Linked DNA regions of Mus musculus: region 1 is linked to region 2. The links are chromatin loops, found by intact Hi-C in ENCODE. Cell type or tissue: heart. All regions are shown on one strand. Links, peaks and the distances in the headings refer to the core of each region. The heading gives the core; the rest is flanking DNA. Region 1 holds the start of Hopx (HOP homeobox). Region 2 overlaps Gm34598 (a long non-coding RNA gene).

Region 1 (5,376 bases), core at 204-5,203, 60 kb before region 2:
GCTGTGCCCTGGCTGCAGTTTCAGTAACTTGAGCTCTCTGTTCTGATGGTGCTTTCTCTCTTAAGGGAGTGGCAAAATGAGCAAAGATTCAGCAAGTATCTGAGACAATATATGGCAGATATCTATCACTCCAAAGGTCAGCATGGGGCCGGTGGCACACTCAGTGGCAGAATGGGCTCAACATGCTCGAGACCCTAGCCTGGATCTCCAACACCATGCAACAGAGGCAACATGACCATTCTGCTCTACAGACAGAAGAGTCTTGGAGACCAAGTCAGGGTTAGATTCCCTAGATGGTACTGCATCCATAATATCCAACAGCCTAGTTCTTAAAACATGAGACATCTCTATCTACATCATTAAATATAGCACGGTCTTTTAATGCTAAGACTAGAACAGCTTGCCTTTTGATGAGTTGCAAGAAACACGAGCTTTTAGACTTGGGTTACAATAAATCATCTTCTATTGGGTTCTGATTCTGGTTAAATAGCCTTTCTATTTGATCCGGGACCGGGAGGATTACCCATGGATAAATTCTCCAAGTTGTCTCGGCTTAGCAAGGATCATCTAGGACTTAGGGCTCAGGATTCTGGTTTTTTTTTTTTTTTTTTTTTTTTTTTATTTATTTATTATATGTAAGTACACTGTAGCTGTCTTCAGACACACCAGAAGAGGGCGTCAGATCTTGTTACAGATGGTTGTAAGCCACCATGTGGTTGCTGGGACTTGAACACTGGACCTTTGGAAGAGCAGTCAGGTGCTCTTACCCACTGAGCCATCTCACCAGCCCCCCAGGATTCTGGTTTTAATAGCCCAGGGAGCACTATTACAGGGTTTTAAGCTTTAACTGAGCAGGGTGAAGAGAGGACAAAGCCCCTCCTTCTCCAGTCTATTAACTGAAGGGATAAGAATATCCCAGCTCAGAGGAAAATTGAAAGGCGTGAAATGCTTTGAGAGAAACAGGACCAACTCCCAAATGGTTTATCATACGTGGCAAATCATCTTTCCACGACCAAAGGGAATAAGAAAGAAGTTAGAGGGTAGATTGGACTGGAGAGAGAGTTGCCTAAAGGCTCCAACACTGTGCCAGGTGGTACTGCGATCTCTACCCTAAGCAAATTTTGGGGATAATGGGATAGCGAGGAAGCCTTTTATGAACAGACAAATTATCATCATGCAAGGGGGTCGTGTGCTGCGGCCATAGCAACAGAGGGCTACTTCTTGGTAAATTCCAGAGAAAGACTCTAAAGCTGAACCTGAAGCTCAGAGTCAGGGGATTAATAAAAACAGCAACAAAACCTGAACCGAAGTATGGCAGTGTGCCTGTTAGGTGCAGCACAGAGATGTGGTGATGTGGCGGGAAGAGCAACCTGGCAGGTCAGGTCCTCCATCCCTATCCCCACGACAGTACCCTTCCCTCCCGCCCGCCCCCACCCCCCTCCCCCGCCTTAGTTTTGTCTTCTGACAAACCGGAAGACCAACCTTATAGCTGATCGCTAACGTCCCTTTAAACCATGACAACCCTGATGAGAATAAACCTTCCCGAAGCTTTCCAGCACAGCGGGAAGAGTTACTGAGCTTGGAAACCGAAAGGAAAGCAGGCGAGATGCTCCCACTACAGGAGGAGAAAGCAAGGGGCCGGATCTGGAAGGCAGTGGAAACCCAAAAAGAGGATGGTGTTGAGACAGGGTAGGGTGGATAGGGGCTGGGCGCCCGGGGAACTGCGGAATGATTTGGGGACTGAGATACATATGATGGAGGCCCGCGGCAGCCGCGGGAACCCGCCAGTCCCGGAGGATACATAGGCTTGGGGACTCACCTGCGTCTGCTCCTCCGTGAGACCCGCCTCGGCTGCGATGAGGCACAGCGTGGTGGGGTCCGGGTGCTTGTTGACCTTGTTGAAGTTGTACTCCAGGATCTCCACCTGGTCCTCCGTGGGGCCGCTCGCGGTCTGCGCCGACATGGTCCGTGCGCGTCTGCAGGGGAACCAGATGGCCCGGGTGAGCGAGGTCCGCCTGCCCCCTCCCGCCGTTCCACCGAGGCGCCCCGCGCCGCTGGCTGCGGAGTTTGGGGGGAACCCTCCTTCCCCGGGACCGTCCCCAACCTGACTAAGGATGGAGAGGAGGAAGAAGACGCCTCCCGCCTGACACTCCGAGGGGACAGTATACTGAGGAAGCGCCTCAAGTGCTGCCTCCGGAGATCCGGAGCTGCCCTAGGGACTGAGGACACTCGCGGGGCTGGGCTCCCGTCGCCGTGGGCACGCCTCCCGGGCCGCCACACTCCGCCTCCGCCGCGGGCTAGCACGTGGGGGCCTTGCCAGGGAGCGCAGGGCAACGCACACTTTGGGGAAAGACGCTCACTGCACAAGTTGGGGAAAAAGAGACCGCACTTACAAACAATACTACCAATGGATATTTACTCTTTTTTTTCCCCCTGATTAAAAAATAGCACGTACTGCAGAAAATGTGAAGGACATTAAAATCACAGAGGGAAAATTAAATTGCCAGCTTAGTCGCAAATAACGGCTATAAAATTTTTGGATGATACTTTAAAGATCTTTCCAATGTACTTGTACTGAGACGGAAATGGAAACACAGCGATAATGATTTATGATTTACGGCTGGGTGGTAGCGTGGAGAAGGCTGAGCCATGAGCATGCGGAAGGCAGCTGAACCCCAAATGCCAAGCCTCCATCCCAAGAGCCTACCTACCTCACTGCGGTCTCCTGTATGTGTGTGAGATACCTTTCAAAACCTACCCAATTAATCAGGATCAAAATCAACTATCATTTAGAACCTCAGACTTCAGCCCAGAAAAATAGGTCCACCTCCAGCTTCCAGTTCTCCAGCAACAAATGTTGTCAGCATATCGCAGCAACAACCTTCCTGCTGCGCCACACCAATATAGCTTCAGACTTGGGGCTAAGAAAACTACCAGGTGTGTTCCCTCCTCCTATGCTTCCTGTTGAAAACTAGGAGGTAAAGACGGTTGGTCTTCAAGATATTCTTGGCTGTAGATTCTGTCCAGGCTTAGCCAAGCAGTAGTGTGGGAATCACCCTGGCTTGTTGCATTAACAATCGCAGAGTCCCGAGCGGGTTTTGATGTGGTTTGTGCCTGGGGGTGAACTATCTGGATAGTGTGCTCAGAGCTAACCACCTTCTCATCTGTGGCTTATACCTCCTACTTCCTAAGTCAATGCTTCTTACCTCTCCTCTAGTTCCCTTGAAGAGGTTTCAGACAGGAGGAACTTTTCAACTACGTGGGACTGGGCCTCAAAGCATTTGCCAAGTCACCAGCAAATCATTTTCAGGGAACTAGATGTCCCTCTACTTAAAATTTGTACCAAGGATCCCCGACTCTGCACCAAGGCTGTGGCCCATCTGGTTAGAAATACCTTTCCTGGGCTGGAGAGATGGCTCAGCGGGTAAGAGCATTGACTGCTCTTCCAGAGGTCCTGAGTTCAATTCCCAGCAACCACACATGGTGGCTCACAACCATCTGTAATGAGATCTGATACCCTATTCTGATGTGTTTGAAGACAGCTACAGTGTACTTACATATAATAAATAAATCTTTTAGAAAAAGAAAGAAGGAAGGAAGGAAGGAAGGAAGGAAGGAAGGAAGGAAACAAGGAAAGAAATACCTTTCCTGTTAGCACGCATTTCCCCTCCCCGTCCTTCTATGACACATACTCTTTTGAAAGTCATCTCACAGTCAGGGACATTGAGGCAGAGGACCCAAAGATTCCACGATTTCCAACAATGGCCAGAACTCTAGAGCGGAAATACTGAGTGTTGGTTCCAGGCCCGTGGTCTGCTAGCCCCCTTACAGTAAGGCAGTCTATCTTCAGTTTAGTGGGAGAAACTTATCAGCATGAGGGCAGGGAGGGGCTTGTCTCCGTTTTCAAAGGGTGCATCTCTAATTAGACACTAATCCCAGCCTATGCTGTCCACCAAGGCCACCACCACCATTCGAGCTGTCAACTGAAACATAGCAGGGGTAACGGCTGCCTCTGGTGTTGCTTCTTGCCCATTCCATTTAATACAGTCCTGCTGATTCTTCCACCAGGACCTTTGTTGATGCCCGGTGGAATCCTCAGGCCTTCAGAAATAGCCCACTGCAGGAACGTGACTCAGACGGGCGTACACGCTTCCCCGGGTTTTTTGTAACTGCTGGTGTATAACTCATGGGTTGCTAATGTCGCTACGTGGGATCAAGTGCATTTTATTTTATTAGTTTTCTGTGGCTTTCTGTTACCAAACTGAGTGGGGTTGTGTGGGGGAGGTCCTGGTTTATTTTAAAGGACTGGTAGGGTGAGTTGGTAGAGGACCGCTGGCCTTGGTTGGCTGCTAAGGAGACTGTGGGAGGGTCTTTGGACAGCATCTAGCTTTCCAAGGTACACTAAACAAGCACACTTGGCTTCTAGCTATGGGGACGCAAGAGCACTACCGTCAGTTTTTTGTTACTGCCCTGCAGAGCTCAGGCGCGATTATTTCAGCCCTCCCTGGTAGGCAAATGTTTGCTGTTGCTTTGTTTCTTTCTGTCTTACTGTAAGAATCAAGCGGCCCTGGTAATGGTGACCTTGTAAAGGTCCTCAACTGTCTCCAGTAAGGAAATAAAGTAGCCATTGAGAAGTTTCTCTGAACTTAGCCTAACCAATATCAGATACAAAGAACTAACAACTACTTTGAAGCCCTGTCAACTTCAATCTTAACACCAGAGTTAACTGCTGCGGTTGTTCACATCTTGTGAAACACCTCGAAGAGCAGTGTGTCCTGTCATTGTGTTTTAGTTCTGTGCTTGGGGAAGTCATTGCACAAGCCCTTTCGAGAGGTTAAATGAAAACCAGCTGGCTTTTTTTCTAAATCCGTTCCAAAGCCTGGGCTGACCTTTGTGTCACAGGCTCAGCTTTATGTCCTGTGAGCCTGTAGTCCTTTGCTTTGGACATATCTACTTACATTAACGAGCTCATACGAAGTGCTATGAACCTTGGCTACCTCCCTATTTAAACATCTTCTCCCTCTCCCAGAATTATGACTTCTCTGTAGCGCCACTAATATCCAATCAAGAGAGAAAGCAATTTGCTACCATAAACCTACTCCAGTTGGCCACAGGGCTGAAGCAGGTGGATTTCCCCCCTAAGACAGGGTCTCAAACTTGCTATATAGTTGGTAAAGACTTTGAATTTCTGAGCCTACCTCCCCCCCATCTGTGTGTGTGTGTGTGTGTGTGTGTGTGTGTGTGTATGTGTGTGTGTGTGCATGTATCTGCACCCTTGCCCATGTGTGCCTCCTGAGAGTGTACCCAGGGTTGCATGCATTTTGGACAAGCATGCCACCAACTGTGAGCTACATTGATAATCCAGGTGAATCACTG
Region 2 (5,376 bases), core at 124-5,123:
CCCCAAACAGTTTTAGCTATTATTATTATTATCACTATCATCATCATCATGATGTCTCTCTGTGTGTGTGTGTGTGCGTGTGTGTGTGTGTGTGTGTGTGTGTGTGTGTGATGTGATGTGAGTGGGGGGGCGGCATTTACAAGCCACAGCATGCATGCGAAAGTCAGAGAACAACTTAATGGAGGTCCCAGGGATTGAACTCGGGTTGCTAAGCTTATTGGCAAGCACTTTTAACCCTGAGCCACTTTGATGGCCCCTAATCAAGATTAACCCTTTCCTTCCTACCTCTAGCTCAGTAGGAAAACATGGAAGCAGCGAAGCCAGAATCCTCCCCGTGAGTTGAAGAGAGGGAGAGGGTGAGCAGACAGAGAAATCCTCTGTGTCGGTGGGGCTTGGGGGTAGAGTGTAGAGGAGACGAAGGAAGATTGGCACAAAGCTATTGGTCTCTGTCTGTGTCATATTCCAGGAGATCCCTGACTGTGGTGCTACATCCCATCCTGCCTAGAGCCCATGGTAACCCATGGTAACCCATGGTAACCCATGGTAAGTGTGAGCAGAGCCTCTCAGGCTTCCTGTCCATCCCTGTATCCAGCATCCGCATCCAAAGCTCCAGCCTCATCAACCTTTTAGGGTCAAATCTGGGGCTTGGTAGCCCTTACAAGCTAGGCTTTGGCATCCATCTTCAATATGCCAATTAAAGAGATGGGTAATAGTGAAAAACAGAGATGTGTTCAGTGTAGCTGCCTGGAAAGAGAAACAGAGACTCAGTGGCCTCCCCACCCACCCCAGCACCACCCCACCTTCCATGTCCATCTTTGAGATTCTGACTTGAGGTTTAGGTTTAATACAGGGCAAGAGGTCAGCACAACTAGGCGTTCCTGGTCAGGGCGTGATCCCACTTATCATTGATCCTGCAAGGTGGTTTGTCATCATACCTGTGAAAACTCTTCCTCGGTGACAAGCCTTTTCCTGAAAGACAAGCACCCCATCTAGCCGGCCCCACCCCCATGCCCTACTACCGCTGCCAAGAAGACTCTTAAATCAACTCCAGTTCCGTGGGGTCTGTTTCCTCAGTTTTGAGAGATGGAAGGAGAGGCACAAGTGTCTCTCTGCCAGGATGGTTGTATAACAGCCATCCCGACCACATACTGTCCTGCTCAACTCTGTCCCATCTCAAACTGGAGCACTCACTGTCTTCCCCCTTCACACCTACTTCAGTCCTTCCTCGGCTGCCCAAATCTTCCATTTCCTTCTGTTTGCCTCTCCCAGTCGCACCTGCCAAATTCCAAGTCCACATGACCACACACACACACACACACACACAGGCTACTGTCACTCCTCCAGATGAAGGCAGATGACAGGACTCCTCCCCTGTCTCATTAGCGCATCGTTTATTCATTCACTTTCTTAGCGTAGCATTTTCCCTGCACTGGATATCCATGGACCACTCATTTACTTAAAAGTGGTACCTTTGAGATCAGGATGTCTTCTCGCTCAGCTTTGAATTTCCCTGTGTCCAGCAAAGAACCTTGAACCTGTAACTCCTTCCACAGTCAATAAACAGTTGTTGGTTTGAAGTGAACTTTTCAGAGCTGATGTGGTTCAAATCCTAATTTACTATTTTATATACTTTCGGTTTGCTTTTAAACTTTTCCTTTATTTTATCGACTTGGTGGTATAGAATATTAACCCTTACTGCTTTTTTTCTTTTTTAAATTTTCAACAGACATACAAAAAAAATCAAAATTAACTATCTCAATGGGCTACCATGAGATACATGTGTATGTTGTACAATGGTTAAATCGACTTTATCATTTCTTTGTGAGCAATGATCCCCAACCCTTCTTACTCGGTGAGAAGTCCTTCTTGCGTCATACAGACCATGTTTGATCTCCATGCTGTGCAGCAATACCCCAGAGCTTCCTGCTTCTGGCTGTAACCCAGTAGTCTTGCTCTCCCATTCCTCCCCCATCACTTCACACGTTTTTTTCTGGAGTACAAAGAAATGGTCTAAGACACATTCCTTTGTGGAGAGAGAAGGCAAGAGCAAAGCATGGGAGAGGCTCTTGACCCAGGCAGTCTTGGTCAACTGCATTCCACAGCTTGAATTTCATCCAGCTCTTGAGCATGTTGTCTCTGGGTGTTACCTCGCCAGGAACGCCTTCAACCAGCCTGGCTTCATGCCTCTCAACTTTGTCACCTATCACCATGAGAGTGTGTGGCGCAGAGCATCACCAACAGGAAAGACAGTTACATAATCCAAGTAGAAAACATACTCAACTCCTATTAGGAGTCAGGCACTTGGCTAGAGGCTGGGGATAGAGATGACCGAGACCAATGTGGCGGGAACATCTCCAAAAGAATTCCAGAAAGAGCAGGTGCTGACCCTGCCAGACCACTAGCCAGTACCAGGGTCCACATTAAGCATCTTAGACTCACTAGCTCATTTAATTCTCAGTATAGTTTCTACCATTGCCCTTATTGTACAGATGGAAAAACGGAAACCCAAAGAGCTCCTGGATTAGCAAGTAGTGGAACTAAGTGCTTAATCCTAGGGTTTGTGACTTGAGACCATTCTGAGATCCACAGCCTCTGCCTTCCCAACTGGCTTCTTTTCTGATCAACCGAGAGTCTTAGCTCTCTTTCTTGTTCCCATAGGGAGACTGTAGGTGAAGGTATATATGACGTAAGCAACCTCCTCCTCTGCGGCTGGAGATTGCGTGAGTGTGAATGGAGTAATCGCTCCTGCGTTTCCTCAGCATTCCTCCACCGCAATACTCACAGGCTGAAAGAGCCCGAGGGTAGAAGCTATGTCATACCGCACATGTGCACTGAGTGATCACCCCTACCTCCCCGGAACATTCCTCTACCAAGCAACCCTCACAGGCCAGACCGAAAGAGAGTGTAGGCAGAGGCTGGGTCAGCTTGGTCACGTGACTTACAGGCATCCTCCATACCTTCCTCTGCCTGATACTCTGACTGTATACCTTACGCTCTGTTGTGAGCTTTCAGAAGCCTCCTCAGTTCTTCAACAGAAGAGGCAAAGTGTAAGCGAGTAAGCCTGCCTTGATCCTATGCGCATGCTCAGCCAGAAAGCCTACCTTGAGTCTCTCGCATGCTCAGCCGGGCGCACAGACAGAACAATAGAGGCGTGTATGAAACAGACTTAGAGAAGGACCCCATCGGCTTGCAGGAGACCTCATCCCACTTTCGTCCCCCAGATGCTAGTTGGGTATCCAGATGCTCACGTGACTGGGATTAGCTCCTCTGAGGACCTGCATTCTTCTTTCTTTTCAAAAATCAGCTTCTTGGAAGACGCCTTTTACAGAATAGAGCCTCTCGCTAATAATAAGTTCAGTATCTCATTGGAATCCTTGTGTATTGCTGATAAAATATGATCTAGTGTAGACACTGGGGCAATGATATACGGCTCCTCGAGAAGTTAAACAGTTGGGTGTGGTGTCCCAAACCAGAGGCAGAGTCTCTTTGAGTTCAAGGTCAGCCTGGTCTACATACATAGTGAGGTCCAGGCCAGCCAGGACAACACAAAGAGACCCTGCCCGTTCCCCCCCACCCCGCCCCCAGAAAACAAGAAAATAAAAAAAGTTGAACAGGTAGCCACGTGTGATGGCACATGCCTATAATTCCAGTGCTTTGGGGTTGAGGCAGGATGATTTCAAGTTTGATTCCAGACCGGACTTTGTAGCAAGACCTTCTCTTTGAAAAACGTATTACATTTATTTGTTCGTTGCGTGTATGTGAGTGTGAGCACATTTCAGGGGCGTGTGTGTGTGTGTGTGAGAGTGTGTGTGTGTGTGTGAGTGTGTGTGTGTGTGTGTGTGTGTGTGTGTGTGTGTGTGTGTGTGTGTGTGTGGTCAAAGCAGGCAAGATCTTCATGGCAAAACTCCAGGGAAACAAACCCCAGTAGACAGGGCCCCATTGAGAAATACACCTTCTCCAGTGTAGATGGGAGTTTTTCTGTCTCTTCCAGTTCCCTTGGCTCTCATATTTTTGAGATTTCATTCCAAGAAGAATTCCCAGCCCTGGGTTGGCGGCTCTCATTAAACTGACGTTTTTCCCACGTGTATCTCTCCTAAACTTGCTGTTTGTTGCCATTGGATGCTCCTGGCTGCCGTCCATGCGAGGCTCTGCCCATCTAGCTTGAACAGTGCCTCCATTATAAGAGAAGCATGCCCCAGCAAGCTCCAGGGGCAGGTCCTGACCAACTAGAGGGAGGGGCACAGCCTGGGAAACAGGTGGCTCCTCCAGCTGCAGGAATACCTAGTCCCTCACCATGCTGGAGGAGAGACTCCAGTCTCTTTCTTCATTTACTCTTCCCATGTGGCGGGACAGGGCTCAACCTGGAGAAGAAAGCAGAGAAAGGTACTGAGCACTAGGAAACCCATCTGACAGCTGCCATGAACCTTCTGTAGCCCAGACAGAAGGTGTCTCTCAGAGAAATGGTCTTACTTAACTGTAGGAAAAAGGAACTTTCACAACCATATTACCTTCACAGATCTACAGATGTGTGAGGACAAGAGAGAGCAATAAGTGTGAGGGGGTCGGGTGGGAGGGTGAACCTGATCAAAATACAGAGTGTGCATAGGGAAATGCCATAATACAACTCATCGTTATGTATAATTAGTACATGATAATAAACGTCAAAAATTAGGTCAAACCCTTAAAATTGCAGTACAGTAATACAAACATAAAAAAGAGAAACTACTTTCTGGTCTATTTTCTTTTGAGACCCATTATTCTGTGTGATGAATATATGCTAATAAAATATTTTATCTGCTTGATAAAATAGCAACCCCTTCTCTGTGTATGGGCTTTAGGATAGACAGTGAAGTGTCATAGCATCCGGGCTCTTGTCTGTCTACTGAGCTGAAACTGGACAAACATTTTTCTCCATTGGAGACAACAACACAGAACAGAAACCTGAGAGCTGTTGCCTCCAGTCTCCTCACATCTGCAGCAATGATCAGGTCACGGGACCCTTAAGTTAAAATCCAGACTTCCTTTTCTGTCTCCTCCTACTAAACACAGTAACGTAGCAGGTTTCAACTGGGAGACACCTACCAGGCTCTAAAGAAATCTACCAGGAACAATTTTCTTCTTTTGCCAAAGCCTTAATTAACCTAATTAAGGCTCATCCACAACTCTCCATTGCCCAACCCCCACCTGCAGAGGAAAACCCAGCTCACCTCCCAACTGTAAACCAGAAAAACAAAACCTTTTATGAGAACGCAAAGACCTCAGGCCCTGGACAGTTACCACCTCTTACGCTGAAATAGACCCCTGGCAAAGAAAACTGAACTTCTGCTAGAGATGCAAATGTGTCCCAGCAGGCAGGGCGGGCTTCCGCCCCTTCCA

Evidence for each region. A loop is a pair of places that touch in the nucleus more often than their neighbours do. Peaks named below come from ENCODE experiments on the same cell type or tissue, not always from the same donor. Only the 100,000 strongest peaks of a DNase experiment are listed, where the experiment ranks them.
Region 1: a loop joins it to region 2, with 2.6 times the contacts of the local background. A loop is called at or near these places in 17 of 42 quality-filtered maps.

Annotation. Positions count from the first base shown.
Region 1 is chr5:77,093,047-77,098,422 of GRCm38, forward strand. It overlaps Hopx (HOP homeobox), which reads right to left and starts at 2,221. Exons shown (of 3, transcript NM_001159900.1): 1 at 2,105-2,221; 2 at 1,820-1,976. The coding sequence starts at 1,963. In heart, for the core only: no CTCF peak of the experiment used is centred there; a DNase peak (open chromatin) is centred at 2,235; H3K4me3 peaks cover 1,936 bases; H3K27ac peaks cover 2,772 bases.
Region 2 is chr5:77,152,992-77,158,367 of GRCm38, forward strand. It overlaps Gm34598 (a long non-coding RNA gene), which reads right to left. Exons shown (of 3, transcript XR_880411.1): 2 at 3,953-4,361. Among named protein-coding and RNA genes, the nearest start is that of Gm34598, 3.5 kb to the right of the region's middle. In heart, for the core only: no CTCF peak of the experiment used is centred there; DNase peaks (open chromatin) are centred at 2,149 and 5,020.